2 separate regions of the Homo sapiens genome follow, and region 1 is linked to region 2. A link is an interaction called in ENCODE POLR2A ChIA-PET data of the cell type or tissue named here. Cell type or tissue: OCI-LY7. All regions are shown on one strand. Links, peaks and the distances in the headings refer to the core of each region. The heading gives the core; the rest is flanking DNA.

Evidence for each region. Peaks named below come from ENCODE experiments on the same cell type or tissue, not always from the same donor. Only the 100,000 strongest peaks of a DNase experiment are listed, where the experiment ranks them.
Region 1: POLR2A ChIA-PET joins it to region 2 with 6 read pairs; 2 of 35 experiments call an interaction of 5 or more read pairs at or near these places.

What each region holds. Positions count from the first base shown.
Region 1 is chr2:136,275,018-136,284,335 of GRCh38, forward strand. No RefSeq gene overlaps it. Among named protein-coding and RNA genes, the nearest start is that of CXCR4, 160 kb to the left of the region's middle. RefSeq lists an enhancer at 7,250-7,751. In OCI-LY7, for the core only: no CTCF peak of the experiment used is centred there; no DNase peak of the experiment used is centred there.
Region 2 is chr2:136,203,188-136,212,505 of GRCh38, forward strand. No RefSeq gene overlaps it. Among named protein-coding and RNA genes, the nearest start is that of CXCR4, 90 kb to the left of the region's middle. In OCI-LY7, for the core only: CTCF peaks have their summits at 3,370 and 3,988; DNase peaks (open chromatin) are centred at 2,618, 3,654 and 4,284; H3K4me3 peaks cover 2,811 bases; H3K27ac peaks cover 4,244 bases.

The DNA.
Region 1 (9,318 bases), core at 886-8,885, 72 kb after region 2:
ATAAACCAGAAACAGAAAGACAAATACTGTATGATCTCACTAAATGTAGAATCTAAAACACTCAAACTCACAGAAGCAGAGAATAGCATGTTGGTCAGAGGTGATGGTTAAAGGGTATTATGTTTCAGTTATGCAAGATAAATAAGTTCTGCTTATACTGAATCTACAGCGTAGTGCTTATAGCTAACAATACTGTACTATATACTTAAAATTTTTTGAAAAAGTAGATCTTATGTTAAATGTTCTTACCAGAAAACAAACAAAAAAACCCACAAATAAATACCGCCTTCCAAACCCAAGGACAAAAATAAAAGGGATTGGAGGAGACTTTGGGAGATGGATATGTTCATGATGGATATGTTCATGGCCTTGATGGTTTCATGGGTATGTGTTTATCCCCAAACTCATTGAATTGTATGCATTAAATATATATAGTTTTTAATATGTCAGTCATACCTCAATAAAGTGGTATAAAACATAAAAGAGTATAACTGTTCTTCACAGACTCTTCTGAAGTGCTCATAACTTTCCTAAGAACATTCCCAGCATCTGATCATCACTGCAGAAATGGTGAAAACAAGAGGTCACCTCCTATATTTTCAAGACAAGAAAACAGAGAAGCAAGTGTCAGTCCTGGGATTCATCCCCAGGCCTCCTGGCCATCTGTTCAGGTTTCCTTCCTGCAGACCAGGCCATCTCAATGACCTTCAGAAGGTGGCCAAGGACCCTGTGATTCTGTGACATGGCTGGCCAGTCATGTTATACTGTGTCTGTGTATTTATGTGTACCTATGGTAGACATGAGATGCTCTGTCCAGGTGTCCAGATCTTCCTTCAAGAAAGAAGGATCAAACAGCCTCCAGCATCAGGAGCTTCAGGGTTGGCCTCAGCTGCTGAGAACTGCCTCACTTGCGGTCAAATCTTTCCAGGACAACCTGTGTCAGATGACTGAGCAAGACGGGTCATAAAAGTCCGGCCACTTTGGCCTCACTTGGGACAGCTCTGACAGGCAATATTTGATCTGAAACTTCCTGCCAGATTGGCAGGAGCTTTGTCAGGCCTGCATCAACATTTGCCTTCTCCCTCTGCCCGATCCTGCATCTGCCCGCTTCTTTCCACAGGTATGGATACATAGTAAACATTCTTACCTCATATTCTGTCCCAGCATCTGCTTCCAGACAACCCAGCCTGTGACAGTCCCCTGTCTTTTCTCTCCCATTTGACAAAGAACACTGTCAGAGATTAGAGAGACAAGACAGGCTGTAGATGAATGGCCCACTGGCATATTTTGATTGGCCTGTACAGTTGTATTAGTCTGTTTTCATGCTGCTAATAAAGACATACCTGAGACTGGGTAATTTATAAAGGAAAAGAGGTTTAATGGACTCATAGTTCCACGTGGCTGAGGAGGCCTCATAATCATGGTGGAAGGCAAAAGGCATGTCTTACATGGCAGCAGCCAAGACAGAAATGAGAGCCAAGTGAAAGGGATTTCCCTTTATAAAACCATCAGATCCTGTGAGACTTATTCCCTACCAGGAGAACAGTATGGGGGAAACTGCCCCTGTGATTCAATTATCTCCCACGAGGTCCCACAACACTTGGGAATTATGGGAGCTATAATTCAAAATGAGATTTGGGTGGGAACACAGCCAAACCATATCTGCAGTGTGGTTTGTATACAGATGAGTCAGTATAGAAAAATTGGAATATTACCCATAAAATCTAAATTTCTATATTCTATTTAAAAATTAGATGATCAGGCAACATTGGCCCTTTATTCTTGAATAAGAGACTATTGGTTGGGGCTGAAGAGTGGCTTCCTCCTTTAGAGAGACGAGTTCTCCAGCTTGTCAAAGTCCCCAGAACTTTCTACAGACTTGTACCTGTTCACCTCCCTCCCTTGTGTTATCTCCCTGACTCCTATGAACATCTGAGCTTTTCTTTTGACAAATATAGATGGTTCAACAGATGGAAAGCAGAATCTTTCCTGTGCTACCATATCTTTTTGATTCGATATGGATCTTTAAGAATTGGATTTCTCTCGGTTTAAGGCCACGAGAGCCTTTTGCTGGGTCCTTGGTTTAGCTAAGCACTCAGGGCCACTATCGCTGCCCTCTGTCACTCACCACCCCCAGAAAAAGGTGTTCTCCATGGACACATGGCAGGGAACAACACATACTGGGGCCTGTCGGGGGATAGGGGGTGGGAGGAGGGAAAGCATCAGGAAGAATAGCTAATGGATGCCAGGCTTAGTACTTAGGTGATGGGATGATCTATGCAGCTAATCGCCATCCGTGGCACACGTTTAACTATGTAACAAACCTGCACATCGTGCAAATGTACCCCTGAACTTAAAGTAAAAGTTGGAAATAAAAAAATAGAAAAGAAAAAGGTGTTCTCTTCAGTGAGGTTCATGTCAGACACCGCCTACATCGAGAAACCATATTTATTTCTTTTTACAAAGAGTATCATATTTTTTCACTATAAAACTCATTTTTATTATTGAATATTTGTTACCCTCAAAGGCTAACATTTTTCCAAAAATGAATATATCTCTCAATGTGCTTAGGTTGATAGTGGAGCCCTCCAGCCAAAGAAGCAGAATAACCAGAAACTCCTCAAACAGGGCCATGCCACCTCCCTTCTTGTCACCAATATTGCCTGTGGCCAGGTGTCCAGAGCTATATGGAAAGCCTCTTTGCCAGCCAAGTCTAATGCCTCTTCCCCCCGAATAAATTGCTTCTGCTTCTTCAGGGGGTCGTAATTATGTAAGACTCAATAATTATATAACAAATTGCTTTGAAGTGATTATTTAAATTATGCATTGGCAGGAATCGGGTATTCAACTATAATGAGCTTCATTGGTTATGAAAATGTCTTCTCTGAGCTGATACAATAACTGCTTCTGTCTGTTGCTGTTTGAAATATGGGCCAGCTGGAAGACTTCAAAAACTTAGATTGAATCACATTCAGAATATAAAAGACATTGTAAAGGGGTTGGCTCCCTTTGTATCTTCTGTTCCTGGGCAATAAGGGTCCTTAGCCTTGGCCACAAAATGGGGCTCTGATGGGGCTTCCTGCTAGGACAGGTGGAGCTGGTGCCCAAAGAACCAGATCAGTACAAGGCTAGGGGGACTGTAGCTTTCCAGCAGGAGTTCCCTTGGCATGAAGAGCTTGAGGGGGACCTAGACCTCCAGGCATCTGGTCCCCTTTCTCCTCCCTACCTGCTCAGCCCACTTGGAGAAGGAGATGTGTGTTTAGTGGGCTCTGTGCTGTGCTAACCCTCCCACAGCTTCCCTGAAGGCTGCCGCTTAGGGATGGCGGATGCTGGGAGTGTGTTGGAATGCCTGTTCCCAGGTGAATCATTACTATGTGGAGCCCCAGCAGGCTGGAACAGGCTGGCATGGTCCAACGCAGAGGAGTAGGAGGAGCCCAAACCCCTCAGCCCATGAACTTGCCTCTCTCACACCCAGAGCACCTGGACCAACCAGGAGAAGACCTTCGAGATGAACCTCTAGCAGCCAAAGGCATTCAGGTTTTACCAGAAGGGCCTCCAGGAAATCTTGACAAATAAGGGCTATGTTTCTGGCCATCGTGGCCTCCCTAGGCCAAGCATTGGCAAACTTTTTCTGTAAAAGACCAGATGGTAAATATTTTAGGCTTTCCAGGGCCCGGACTTCTCCCTCTCATATTCTTTGTGTTGTTGTTTAAACAACCCAGTAGAAATGTAAAAACAATTTGTAGCTACTGGGCTGTAGAAAAATAGTCTTCAGGCTGGATTTGGCCCCAAGGCCAGAATTGCTATATCCCTGCCTGGTGCAGTGGATTCCGTGATAAACCACTGGATTTTTCTGCTGTCCATGCTGAAGCCATGGAGATCTGATGGTGGGAAGCCAGCTTTGAATTTCAGATCTGATAGCTCTTCTGGAAAAAATGGAAAAGGATCGAACAGCCACATGCCCATCTCAGATCCTCTGATCCTGCAGCTGGGGTAACTCCATTCTCTTAATGCCCGCAGCTCCTGTAGAGCCTTCTTGGCAGTCAGTATTTACTGCCTGGCATTTGTAAGGATCTTTTCAGGTATACTAGAGCTGTATACATCTGCCTACACCCACCCACCCACTCCAAGAGTCCCTTGAGGGCAGAAGTGGCAAGCTTTCAACCACTTCATCTCTGGCCAGCACCGAGAACAGTGCCTGGGACCCTTGCAGTAGATATTGTGCTGACTGAGTGGTGTCTGATGCCCCCTGTGTGTTCCTCTTTTCCCCTTTCCTGCAGTGAACCCCAGGAAGTACAGAAGGTTAAGATATTTTGTGCATTGTGGGGTGTTTGGCAAGGTGTGGCCATGCAGGTGTTTGCTTAGACCTCTCTCTTGGTTCTCTGTGTGTTTCTCTAGCAAAACACATAGCAGCCTTTGTGATCTGCTCACCAAGAGTGGAATGTGGCTGCCCCTCAGTTTGGAGGAAACCAGAACCCCTGGGCCAGGCTGTGGCTCCAGTCTGAACACAGGTTCCTCAGATCTGCTGCTCCTCAGCTTTCTGGGATCACTGGTTGAGAAGCCGGGATTGCTTTGAAATCAGAAGCCTGACTGCTCCTTCCCAAGACTGCATTCACCTGTTTGGACCCAAGTGTATTGCGATTGGCTTCACCCTGTGCTTGTGGAAATGTCTGTATTTGAGCCTTAGCCTAGGGGTTCTCATTCAACTCAGGATATTTTGTTCTCTCTTGGAGTAATTTAAGGATTATTTCCTCTCTGAGATTATCTTTTTAGATGGCAAGATTTTCAGAATCCTTTCGGTTGCTAGCAATGGAAATCACTGACTTAACTGGCTTGAAGGGCAAGCAGCATTATCTCACATAGCAAGAAATCCAGAGGCGGAGTGCTGCAGGTGTGGTTAGTTCAGTGGTTCCATCTTGCCATTAAGGAAGAAGCTCTTTCTTCTCTTTGCTGCCATACTTAGTGTGTTGGTTTAGGCTTTGCATGAGCTTTCCTCATGGGTGAAAAATGCCTGTCACAGCTCCAGGTGGTGCATCATCATGATCACATCCAAGGGGAGAAAAGGGACTGTTTGCTCTCGTGCATCTTTGGTCCACAAGAAAAATTCTTTCCAGAAGTCTCTTACCGACTTTCTGTCATTAGCCATAAGCATGTCCTAGGTCTATGCCTAAATTAATCCCTGATATGATGTGTGAATCACCACAATGGTTTTAGATCAACCATGTCTCATCCTCTGGAACTGGGGCCAGGGTTCCTGGGAGCACAAGGCCCTACTGAGGAGTGTAGCCACCTGCATGACATTGGGGTTTTGTTGGGAGAAAAAAGAAAGGGAGCACCCAGCACCCATCAAAGTGTCTAGTACAGCAAACATTCCCCAGAATCTTTCCTCCTTGAGATGCTGAGGGACACAGAGCCTTCTGAAGTTCTATTAATAAAAGAGAAGTTTTAGAGAAGGCTGCTTGGAAAACTCCTATGGGAATACTGTGAGCTACTCCTTCTTGCCCCATCCTGCTTTTAGACAAGAACCATGGGTCTGTCTAATCCCACCTTAGTATATTGGCTTTGAAGACAGCTATGACAGCCATTGTTTATTGAGCATCTACTCTGTGCCAGGCATTGTGGGAGGGGCTTTGCACATATGGCTTCTAATCATGCAGCTACACTGGCAGGGCTGCGTTATTGTCCTTATTTTACAGATTAGGGAACTGGAATCTAGAGACGTCGAGTAGCTTGCCTCTGGCTGCACGGTCTGTATAGGGCTGAGCCAGGAGTCGGCAAGCACTTTTAAAGCATCTGCTTTGATCTAGGCACTGTACTAGGTGATGAGAATGCAAAAAAGAATCAAATATGGTTCCCACCATCAGGGAGCACATAGACATAGCCTGTCCCTTCTGGAAGGTCACCCAGTATAACTAAATATGTGTCGCTTGTCCAGGCTGGAAAACATCTTTGGAAGTGTGAGGAAATTAGGCAGTGTCTTGTGCCTTCTACCTAAAGACCTCCTGCCTCCTGTCAGGAAGCCTAAAGCTTTGCTGAATAGCTTGGTAAAGGAATTAGGAGCATGGGCTTTGGTGCCAGAGTGTGTGAGTTCAAATCCCATCTCTACCACTTTCTGGCTGGATGATTATAAGCAAGATACCTTGTGGGCTGCTACGAGGTAAAATGAAAGAGACCTTGTGAAAACACAGGAGAAGAGCTTGGTAACAGTTAGCAGCTGTTATTACCAATTTACGTTGCTCTTCAATGCACTTTCTTATCAGGTAAGATATCAGAGGCCCAACCTCCTAATCCCCTTAGTCTCTTAGCATTTTGCACCCTCCCCCAGGTTTGGGCATTGATGTCATAGGCTGCAGCTTGTAGATTGCTCCAGGTGGTGCCCGGCACATTGAGCTGCTTGATGCTAGCTCTTTAGTGTGAATGACAAGCTTGTCAGCCAGCTCTTACTGCAAGTGTGATTTCCTCCTGTGTGATGGCTGCACAGGGAGGCGATGGAACAGAAAATGAGCACCTCTCTTCCTCTCTCAGGGCACTCTTTGGCTTCCCCATGCTGGGTATAAATGAAGCTGCCTATGCTGAGAGGCCTGGGAAAGCCTACTGCTCCCTTCTAATGGGGAGATGGGACCCAGTGGGCAAGAAGGCAGGCAGGGGAATCCTCACGCCTGGCTCTTGTCTCTTGTCACAGACTTGAGCTGTGGCACCAGGAAGTCCCCTTGCCTAGGTTTCCTCTCCTGTGAACTGGGAGGGCCTTATCAGCCTGTAATCTCACTGAAAAATCCCCTTTGGGGGGCGGAAATGGAGATGGGTATCTGAGAAATAGGGCAGCCCAGACCTGCCTCCAAGGCAGCTGGCCCGAGATACCCGCCCGAGGAACCCGCAGGCCGCAGGCTCTGCTGGGCGTGCTGGACCTTGTCTGCATCCCTGTCTGCTCTGCAGCTTTCGACGCAGCTCATCCATCTGGAAAACTGCCGTGGGATGCTGCTGCCCAGGGGGCTGAGGGGTCTCATCGATCTTGGGGAAATAATTAAGGCCCGCAAAGCCTTGCCGGGCTCTATCGGTGCAAGGTGCTATTAAGAACAAGATAAAAGCTTTGAGCCTTGATTGAATCTGGAAAACAAGGCCCATGCAGGCATTTTTCTTTGTCATGGTGTCAAAGGAGAAGGGAGAGTCCCAGGGAAGAAGGAGGAAGATGAAGGAGCAAAGGAGAAAAGACAGTTTTTGAGACAGTAGACAAGAGCCTTGGGAAAAAAAAAAAAGCAAAACCCACTAAAATTGCCTGTGCTTTTTGCTTTCTTTCTTAAGGGGACACTGTGAAAGAGGAGTGGCGGCTTTGAAGGTGACACCACACGCCACCTTCTCCTGTTTGTCCCCAGTGTCTCAGGTGAGCAATTATCACCATCATTCCTGCAGAGGGAGTTTGCTCCTCCAGCGGGAAGTCCGACTGTGTTCCTTGTGGTGGTGGCCTCCTTGCCCCTGGCTCAGGGTCTTTGTTGCTTTCTTTCTTTCCTCTTGTGCATTGCTTTGCTCAAATGTTTGCAGGAGGAGGGTCTGCTCGGAGGCCAGGCCAGTGCTGGGCGGCCCCCTCCTTCCTTAGAACTTTATTGTGCTTTTGCTCTCTTTTTACTGCTTGGCTGCAACAAAGCCAGCTCTCAGGGCTGAAATCCAGCTGAGGAGATCTGATTTCTCAAAAGCCATTTTGATCTTTTCACTTCAAAGGTAGGTTTTTTCACGCCCGAGCCCCAGTTTGGTGGCCCCAGACCTGCCCTTTTGGGCTGTGGGTCTGGAGGGACCTGTGGTCTCTTCTTTACATGCTGTTGGGAGAGCCTGGGGTCCTGGCACTGGGGCTGCCCAGTGCCAGCCCGGGCAAGCCTCCGATGTAGGGAGATTTGTCCTTGATGTCCCTGGTCTCCAGCACCCCTGATGCCCTGCCTTTTCCTTCTGTCTGGCTCAGCCCTATACATCTCCCAATTGCCAAAGCCCTTCTGCTCCCCAATCCCCAGTCATCTTATGAACATTGGCTCTCAGGAATGAAACTGACCTTCGGGGTCTTCTTCGGAGGACTTCCTTGAGAGCTCCCACCTCCCAGCCACCCTCCCCCACCCAAGGTGCCTTTCCTCAGGGGCCCTACTATATTCTGTAATGCTCGGTAAGTTCCCTTATTCAGTTCCCACCACATTTTGCTTAATTATCCTTTTTCCTCCCACGACCCTCAGGAGATCATGAGGGCCTTGAATAAAGGAGCTGTTATTCCCCCATATGCAGTCCCAGTGTCTAGCACAATGTCAAGCACATAGTAGGTTCTCAATGCATGTCCAGTGCATTAGTGAGTTCCTTCCTACAGCTCTCTCAAGCTGTCCTAGGGGTTGCTGAGGCAGCTCAGGGGCAAGCCAGCTTGGTGGAAGGAGAAATGGGCAGGCAGGTGGGGGGAGAGAGACAACATTTATTCTGGATCGCCTCCAGCCCATCAGGTAATTTCCAGACCCAGCCCCTGCTTTGTCCACAGCAAGTTTACTTTCATTGATTTTATAGTTCTATGTGCATATAACATTATAAATATTATGTCTATCACATGTGATAGGCAATAATATAGTGTATATGTAATATTCATATATGTATAATATAACATGTCATACATATGATATAGTATGACGTGTACAAACATACATATACAGATTTTTTTGTGAAAAGGGTTCTGTTTAAAAATTAGTTTAAACATCGAGGTCTTGAGCTTTTCATCTAAGGTCTTCTCTCTCCCGGGGGCATTTGCTTTTGAAGTTGTTACTCATTACCGCTTGGACAGTGGAAAGCTTTGTTCTGATTGAAGATGTTTTAGGCTTTTACCTAGTTGATGAAAGCATTGCTTTTCGGATGGTGACTTCTTTCCATTGTACCTACCACCCATCTCCCCCATACATCAGCAATCCTGGCTGGTATTGAGGAATGAAGAAGGGCATTGGATTCTCTGAGGTCACGAAACTATTAATGTTATTTATCTCAGATGATTTTTGTTGTTGTTGTTTGGTTTAGAATCTGGCCAGATGGGAGGCCAGGGTTGACTGGGTTGCTGTAAGGAGGCATTGGAGTTCTGGCCTCTCTCACTGGCCTGCTAGGGGGCAGCTGGCTTTTTCAGCTCTCCACCCACTTTCCTCTGAGCTGCCCCGCTCCCATTTAGCACCCCAGTGACAAGCACCTCCATTACTGTGCTTCCTAGATGCTGGGCCTCCTTCCATGAGGGGTTCCCCTGGGCCTGCCCTTCCCAGCACAGGAGTCCAAGTGCCCACCTTTGGTTCCTGATCAAACCCCACTGGTCTCTGTTCCAAG
Region 2 (9,318 bases), core at 682-8,681:
TCAGGATCAGTCAAAGGAACCTCTAAAAGATCCCCTTGAGTGGCATAGGTTTTAGCAATTACTTATTGGCAGTTATGTTTTATCTTTTCTTCACTGTCTGGAAGAAATGTGGCTGGGTTAAGAGTTGCACAAGTGCACAGTTGCAGCACTGGCCCTTCAACAGAGCCTGATATTTGTCAGTTTTAACTTTCAAAAAACAAACTCTTTGTTTCATTGATATTTTATATCATTTTCTTTATTTCATTCATTCTGCTCTGATCTTTTTTTTTTTTTTTTTTTTTGAGACAGTGTCATGCTTTGTCACCCAGGCTGGAGCGCAGTGGTGTGATCTCAGCTCACTGCAGCATTGACCTCCTAGACTCAGGTGATCCTCCTGCCTCAGCCCCCCAAGTAGCTGGGACTGCAGGCATAGGCCGCCATGCCTGGATATATATATATACTTTTTTTGAATTTTTTGTAGAGACAGTGTTTCGCCATGTTGTCCAGGCTGGACTTGAACTCCTGAGCTCAAGTGATCTGCTGTCTCAGCCTCCCAAAGTGCTAGGATTACAGGCATGAACCACCATGCCCAGCCTTTTCTTAATTCTATATAACATGCTTATGCTACAAATTTTTTATATTATATTTTATTTATTGTTTTCCTAGATTTAGAAAGTATTCTACTACTTTTAATGTCTCCCAGTTTCCCTCATTGCATTATTTTGATAGTTATATTGTAGTGTTAGTCACATCAATATTAATATTCCTTTCACTGTGATTATATCAACATTATTTATAGCAGAGCCAAATAATGTACTACAGTTACAATTCCTTCTGTTTTGTGAATGTTGTATTTCCCCTGTAGTTAATAATTACCCTTTTTTTTCTTGGTATTGATATCTGTGACTAATATGTCCCTAAAGTCTTTACCAGAGTTTTAAAAGATCTCTCAACATTGTTGAAACTCTCAGATAATTTATCAGTCTTAGCTTCTTTTTGAAAGACATTTTTTTCTGGAACCTTATTTCTTTTATTTTTAATTTTTTAATTTTTTGAGACAGAGTCTTGCTCTGTTACCCAGGCTGGAGTGCAATGGCGCAATCTCAGCTCACTGCAACCTCTGCTTCCTGGGTTCAAGCGATTCTCTTGCCTCAGCCTCCCGAGTAGCTGGGATTACAGGCGCGTGCCACCATGCCCAGCTATTTTTTTTTTGTATTTTTAGTAGAGACGGGGTTTGGCCATGTTGGCCAGGCTGGTCTGTAACTCCTGGCCTCAAGTAACCCACGCACCTCGGTCTCCCAAAGTGCTGGAATTATAGGCATGAGCCACCATGCCTGGCCCTGGAACCTTATTTCTATCTGATTTCTTCTCAGGTATATTGAGATTTCTCTTCATCATTATGTTTGGAATTCACTGGGCTTTTTCTCCTAAAGGTCTTGTGTTAGTTCAGGCTGCTGTAACAAAGTACTTTCGACTGGGTAATTTATAAGCAATAGGAATTTATTGCTCACAGTTCTGCGGGCTGGGAAGTTCAAGATCAAGGCACAAACAGATTTGGTGTCTAATGGGGGCCCATTCCTCATGGATGGCACCTTCTATGTGTTCTCACATGGCAGAAGGGCAAAAGAGGCAAAAAACCTTCCTCAGGCCTCTTTTATAAGGACACTAATCCCATTTATGAGGGCTCCACCTCTTAATAACAACACACTGGGGGACTGGGTTTCAGCATACGAATTTTGGAGAAACACAAACATTCAGACCATAGCAGATCCTTTATCTTTCTCTTTCTTGGTTTATCCCAGTGGTGTGCTGGTACATGTAACAACCACCTGGGGGTCAGGGAGGGTTGAGGGGGATGGGAAGCCCTAGTTCGTAGTGTTTGCTGATTTCTGTGGTATCAATAGTCCCATCATGGCTGGTTTTAAGTGACCAATGTGATGTCACTAAACTCAGAGTTGAAAAGAGATAATCTTGGGTGCTGGCCTGAGCCAGCTACAGCACACCACTGGGTTACTCCCTTATTTTGATGGAACACATCTACTACTTCCTGAAAAAGGGTACATGGGAAGTAAATGTTTTGAAAACTTCACTTTTTTTTTGGAAAATGACTTTTTAAACTTTCACACTCAATTGACTTTGTCTTGATATTAAAATCTAGCTGGGGAATAGTTTTCACTCAGAACTTTGGGAGTGTTGCTCCATTTTCTTCGAGTTTCCAGTGTTGCTGGTGAGAACTCTGGTGCCATCCTGGCCTCATCCTTTTTATCTTATTTTCCTTCTCTGGAAGCCTTTAGAATCTTCTCTTCATCCCTGATTATATACAATTTCATGATGACGGATTCCCTGCCACTTACAGTTCTATATCCTTAGCAGATCCTTTTCATTCAGGAAGCTCATGTCCTTCAGGTCTGAGGAACTTTATTCAATTTCTTTAATGGTTTCCTCTCTTTCATTCTCTCTCTTTTTTGCTAGAATTCCTGTTTGTTGGATATTGGATCTCTTGCTTTGATCATCTAATTTTCTCTTTCTCTCTCAATTGCTGAGAGGTTTTCTCAACTGTATTCCGGAACTTCTGTGTAATATTAGGCACTCCTGTCAGAGTGCTGACACTTGGGTTTGGGGCTGTGTCATACATCTGTGTTTCCTCCAGAGTGTCTGCCTGGCACAGTGCTTGACTGGATGGAGAGGCAGAATCAGCAAAGGATTTTTGATCCAGATGAACCTGGTCTTGAATCGCAGATCAGCAAAAAATCATTTCACTTCCCGGTTCTTCAGTTTTCTTGCTTGGAGCTGAGCAAGGGGGCAAGTCATTCCATGGGGAGGGAGACTAGAAAGCTTGAGGGGTGGTCTACCAGACCTGGTTAAAGGAGAAGACCTTCTTCCCATTCTTCTACCCTTTCCCCAGACTGCATTCTAAGTAGTGCATTTTAATCTTCAAACTCTAAAATTTCATGAGAGATTACTTTGCAGTTTATAGTACCCAGTGTCACAGTTAAACAATTCCATCTTGCTTACAAGGAACATTTTGATACTTAAATAAGATTACTGCGTTTCAACGATGAACTTAAATTGTCTTTTTCCAGGTGCTTTCTACATCTGACCTCTCTCAACCAAATTAATGACAAAATAATGACTAAGATTTCGTGAGCATTTTCCACATCCCAGGCCTGTTCTAAGTGTTTAACATGTATTAATTAATTTAATCCTCAGCAGCCCAACCATGTAGGCAATATTATTATCCTCATTTACAATTGAGGAAACAGGCTCCAAAAGCCGTTGGGTTACACAGCTAGTCAATGTAACGTTGGGACTTAAACCCTGACATTAACTATGGATTGTCTGCTACTATGAAATCTTCATGAAGGAGGTTCTGAATTTGGACTGAGGTCCAGGGAGGTTTCCCTAGTGGAGGAGCTGAGCATGGTAGGACTCACTCTGATGCTGAGTAGGAATGAAGAACAGGCCTTAGCAGATGCTCCAGCCCACGAGGGAGGAGGCTCCTTAGGGTCGCACACCCTTTGCAGCTGTCCCAGGAGCTACCAGAAAGGCTTGGTCAACAGAGGGGACTCTTCTGTGCGAACAGCCTCAACCACTAACACACTGTTTCACCTCAGCAGCCCTGCTCAACTCCCAGCAGGCCTTGTTTAAACAGGCAGCTTGTAGCAGCTGGGGTTGGCTCAGTGGAACGTGTGGGCAGCCAAGGATGCCCCGAGTGCAGGTGCCTGTCTCTGAATGTGCAATCATGCAAATCCGAGGACCCAGACTGATGTGAATTGAAAGCCTGGTGTTCACTTCCAATAAACTCAACTGTCTATCGCCAGAGCAACACAGGCTTCCAGTCTTCAAGTCATCAATACAAATGAGCATTTCTGGTGTTAGAGGAAAAAAGTGTGGGGTGAATCCCAATCAGAGCTTGCTCCCTTTCAGGCAAGCAGCATCTGGAAAAGGCTTTGGAGGGGCAAATACCTTTCCTAGAAGTAATTTTCACAGGAACTGTTCAGGACACAGGAGGCATTGCAGGAGGAAGGAGCAAGGGAAATCACACCATGTAGTCATAGGGTCTTGAAAATCACCTTATCCTCTCTGCTTGTTTTACAGAGGAGTTAAGAGAAAGTCAGAGAAGTTAAGGGACTTGCCCAAGGGCACCTAGCTCATCAGTGGGCTGCTCCTCCTTATCTTGAGTCCCGATTTCCTTTTAGACACTCCACCCACCAGGCTGTTTCTCTAGTTCACTGCTTTGAGCACCAGGTCACAAGTGAGCACACATACCAACAGCTCTCCTCCTGAAACCATCGAGGGAGGCGAGTGATAGCAAACTTTGTTTAGTGCAAAGAATGGAAAAGGCTGCTTGAAGCACAGAAAAAGGGAAGTCAGAGCAGGCTGTGGCGCAGATGTCTGGGCATTGCTGTGGGGACAGAGTAGTTCACAAGACACAAGGCTTGTCAGCCTCTCTTCTGAACCTCTGCGCCCAAGGATTCTCAAGGAGCATTCAGATTAGATTTTAACTATGGATGCTGTGGTTGCCGGTAATAGAACAGCTAATAAAAAGCAAAGCTGGGGTGTCATCACCCTATCAGCAGATCAACAGTCTCTTCTTTGGTCCATAGGGCTGACCATGCAGCCTTATAGCCCAGAGGCCCTGTTACATAATCTTTCCACAACTCCCCTCTGTTCCTCACTGCACTGCCCTGGCCTTCAAAGTCCATATAAGTGCTGTAGAGATAAGCCTCATTAGCCTCACAACTTGCAGTAAGTGCCAAGATCATGTTATTCAGATGCCACTGAGGCCAGTGCAAAGGGAGCTAATTAAATGGTACGGGCTTTCTAGCTCTGAATCATCAGTTCAGGTGGTTACCTTTAATGCTATCTTCAAGCTCACCTTCTAGGCTGGTCTATGTGCCTAAGCTCCCACACCATGCCTCCAAGCCAGGAAAACCAGCAAGGAAGCTCTTCTGGTACCAAATGGGGGTTACACAACTGGTATTTTTTCACCCCCATTCCTACCTTGAGGAGAAATGGTAAGTTCTGTTGGGCAGATACACGTAGGCAATTGAGGTTCTGTGAGAATGAACACCTCACATTTTAAAGTTCAAAGACTAGAAAGAATGAATGGAAAGTGAGTATGCATTTTCCATTTTAACCCAGAGCAGCCCACAAACACATTAGGATTTCAGTTTTAGGGGGAAATTGACCTGCCAACCCCAGTTCCTGAGGGAGGCAATCTGATTGGCTGTCCGTGGGTCAGGTGTCCATAGTTGGTCTAACCACCAGAAGGGCTATTGGAAGCCCAACCATGTGAACTGTGTTGGGAAGAAAAGGGGGTTGTGGCGAGCTCAGCAGACACCGGAGAGATGTCTACTCCCAATGTCTAATTAAATATTCAGGCTAAATGGCCTTTCTGTCACCAGTTAGTCTATTTGAGTTTGGGCCAGTTTTCCCAAGGCAGAACCACCATTTCATTCCAGAGTGGAATCCAGGCTCTTTGGAATAGACAGAGGGAACAGGGTACTTAAAACCATCTCCTTACAACTCAGGCTTGTAGGCTTTGATCAAATCCTTTTGTTTCACAGATGAGGAAACAGGTTCAGAGAAAAGACATGAACCTGCTCAAGGTCAGCCTACCCACCTGTAAAAGGCACTTTGTAAAGTGAAGGGACTTGGAGGGCCACCTTGTTAAATCCTTCACCAGCCATCAGCTCGCTATGGAAATGCTGACTGGATAAATAGTGTACCTCTATGGCAAGATTTGTGGCTCTCAGAGGCCTTCCCGTAACAATGCTTAAGAAGGTTTTAATGATCTGCCTACTGGGCATTTCTGAAGCATTCATTTTAGGGAAAGCCAAGGTGCTCAGACTATAATTCTGAGGCTAATTTCTCCCTGGACCCTCCTGACCTGGCAGCAAGAGGGAGTGAACAAGGAGAATGACTAGGATTGCACCAGCCCCTTGATTCTTATCCTTTTGACCTTGTGCTTCGAAGGGAGACGGGTTTGGTGTGACTTTTTACACCTGCTTCAAATGTTGTTACAGAGCGGATGAGGGAGCTTGCCATAGCCCAGTACCTTTGCCTGCAAAATATCTTGCTGTAGTTCTTATGCTCTTGACCCTGAGATCAGACTAATGCTCGGAACCAGTGGGGCGTAGATCAAGCTGGGGGTGGATATGGGAGCTGGCCGATATAAAGAAAGGGCATTGTTAGAGCTTCTTTGAGCTTTCTGTATCCCAGATCATGAGGAAGCTGAAGGATTAGGGAGGAGAAGATGAAAGGCAAGCCAGGGAAAACAGGCAAAGGAAGTAGTTATTAAAATAAAAGGTGAAATTCATGGGAAGTAAATCCAATGTTTTGTCCATACTCAACTGGATTAGGAACATGTAATGAAAGCAAATAGATTTAATGGGGTGGGGATGATTAACGTTGTCTTGCAATACATTAGGAAATGACTTTGTTCAGGAGGAGTGGAGGGCTATGAGAGGAAATTAAACTTAATTCTTATCTCCTTATGATGTTTTAGTTGCTTAACTTCTTACAACACACTTGTAAAACCAGAAAGAGAGAGAGGCCTGAGGTTTAATATGTTGTTTGCAAAGTAACTGGAGATATGAATGTCTTGAGTGTGTGCTTCAGTCTTATCAAGGATCCAGTGTTTTTTTTTCTAACAATTTGTTGTAATAAGTAGATGTCCTTAGTGGTATTGGGGACTCTGGTTAAAAATTACCTTTCAAAGAAATGAAAGTTTAGTGATTATTGGCTTCCCAGGACCCAGGTGAAATTTTATCCCCATCATAAACCTCACAACAAATCCTCTCTCCTTGGGGCCCTTATATTAATACCATGTCATTTGTACTACTCATCCTTCTATTGCATCATTTATAGTTGTGTATTGCTGGTACATTACAGTGAGATTTGAATTTTCAGACTGTTCTAATTTTGGCAGAGAATAATAATTGTGCCTTCTTTATTTTTAATAAGACATTTCTCTTCCCCACTTGCAGAAGGCACACGGCTACCCAGCTAGAATCTGTATTTCTCAGCCTCTCTTGCAGCTAGATGTGGCTGATGATAGAAGAATGTGAATTGACATCCTGTGAAGAGAAGTCCACAATTGTTCCTTATTAAAAGAATGTTTTCGGCCTTCCCCTTTTTGCCCTCTTCCCTTTATTACTGGCTAGAATATAGGCTGGCACATGCCAGTAGGATAATGGAAGAAAAGAAGGGACTTGAGTCCTGGGTTGGCTTTAGGGAATCAAGTTGTCTACCTGCTCTAGACTGCCTATCTGCCTCCTGATATTAAGTATAAGAGAGAAATTTAGGTCTTGTTTTAGACTCTGCAATTTTGGTCTTCTTGTAGCCACTTATTCTATACTTAAACTAATATAGAAGTGAAATGCTTTGTGTTTCTTCCCTTTCCTTGCTGGGCAGGCACAGATGTTTCCCCTAACCTCCAGGGAGGGTGTGAGGCTTCTGTTCTTCCTGCTTCTCAGAAGGTGGGAACTGATTTTTACTTTACTTGAGCTCTCGGTCAGATGGGTCATCGTGTTTATGTTGAGGGAATAAGAGGAGAAGAGGGTTTGAGGAGGAGGTAGAGGGAAGGAAGTGCCTTGGTAGAAAGAAGGATTTATTCAGTGCCAGTAAGAATGTGGGCAAGGGGAGTGCAGAGAGGGAGAAGGAGGGAAGCACAGGGTGGCCTCAAGAGCTGGAACCAAGCCTGGGAAGTTACTAAGGAGAGGGTGGGTCTGCTGTATGGGTAAAGCTGGGAGAATGGAGCTGACAAAAGACCAGCAAGAGAAGTGTTGTTCAGGCACAACAATGAAACTGATAATGGCACTTGAGAGGAGCCCAGGTTTCTGCCAGCAGAGCTTGCAGTAGGTGTCTGGTGATGCTTTCCTTTCATCAACAGTTGGCACCTTGGCCCATCATTGCCTGACCAGAGTGACATCCATTCATGCTCCAAGGTTTTGCTCAGTCCCCACTGATTACCTATGTACTTCTTCTGTGTCTTTTACCCTAGGATACTGCTGAACTCAAGATAAGGCCAGTGGTTGCACAATTCCCTCAACATCTTGACTTGGGGGTAGACCTGCCAGATTTAGGATAAAAAATACAGGATTCCCAGTTAAATTTGAATTTGGAATAAATAATGCATTTTTTTTGTATGAGTATGCCCCATGCAACAGTGCATGCATTCTACGTGGCAACCCTACTTGGGGATAGAGGGAAAGGTTGCTAGAAATCTCTTGAGCTAGGCCAATGGTAATAATACCCCAACTGCATTACTCTTTCATGAGTATAGATAGGCTTTCTTAGTCAGCTTGGCTGCTATGACAAAATAGCTTAGACTAGGTGGCTTATAAATAGAAGAAGTTTATTTCTTACAGTTCTGGAGGCTGGAAAGTTCAAGATCAAAGTGCCAGCAGATTTGGTGTGTGGTGAGGGTGGCTTTTTGGTTCTTAGATGGTACCTTTTTGCTGTGCCTTCACATGGTAGAAGGAGCAAGGCAGCTCTCTGGGGCCTCTTTTAAAAGGGCGCTAATTCCATTATCTGATCTAATCACCTCCTAACAGCCCCATCTCCTAATACCATCACATGGATGATTAGTTTTTGACAGATGAGTTTTGGTTGTGAGGGAGGATCACAAATATTCAGACATAACAATGGTACAAATCTAAAGCAGGAAGATTGATTTCTAGTACCACCCACAGCATGAGGAAGTCAGGGTTCCCTTGCCTTATCTCCCCAACCTGACTGTAAGATTCTTGGGTGTGGGTTGGGGGACAGGCACTAAGTCCTACACATCTGTGTGTTTCACTCAGCACAGCACAGGGCTGAGCACATGGTGGGCATTCAGTGAAGACTTACTCCCAAGTGGAATCCAAAGGCTGTTTGCTGAGTTGGAGGGAGAACTGGACCAAGAGTCAGAAGATGAGGTCCTGTCCCTGGTATTGTCTTTAGCTTGGCATGTGCTTTTGAATGATCTTCTCTATGTCTCCGGGCTCTGGTTCTTTTAGGCATAAAACAAGGAATTTAGATTAGAATTTATGATTTTCAACTTGAGCCCTTTAGGAAAGCGGGAGAAGTAAGAAGAGATAGAGTCCAAATAGGTAGGACCCCAGATGTATGTCACCTACTTGAAAGAGATCACATGCAGCAGCTTTCTCTCTCTGTATCTTAATAGTCAATTAACATGATTCTGACCCCATGTATCTCTGACCCCTCATTGAATGGAGAAGTCCATTTTCCTATGGCTATTCTTCTCCCAGGATGTTCTTGGGGACTCCTAGGCTTGCTACTCTGACCCAGGACATCAGCCTGGTTACTGTGGTCAGAAAGTCTGGTCAATCT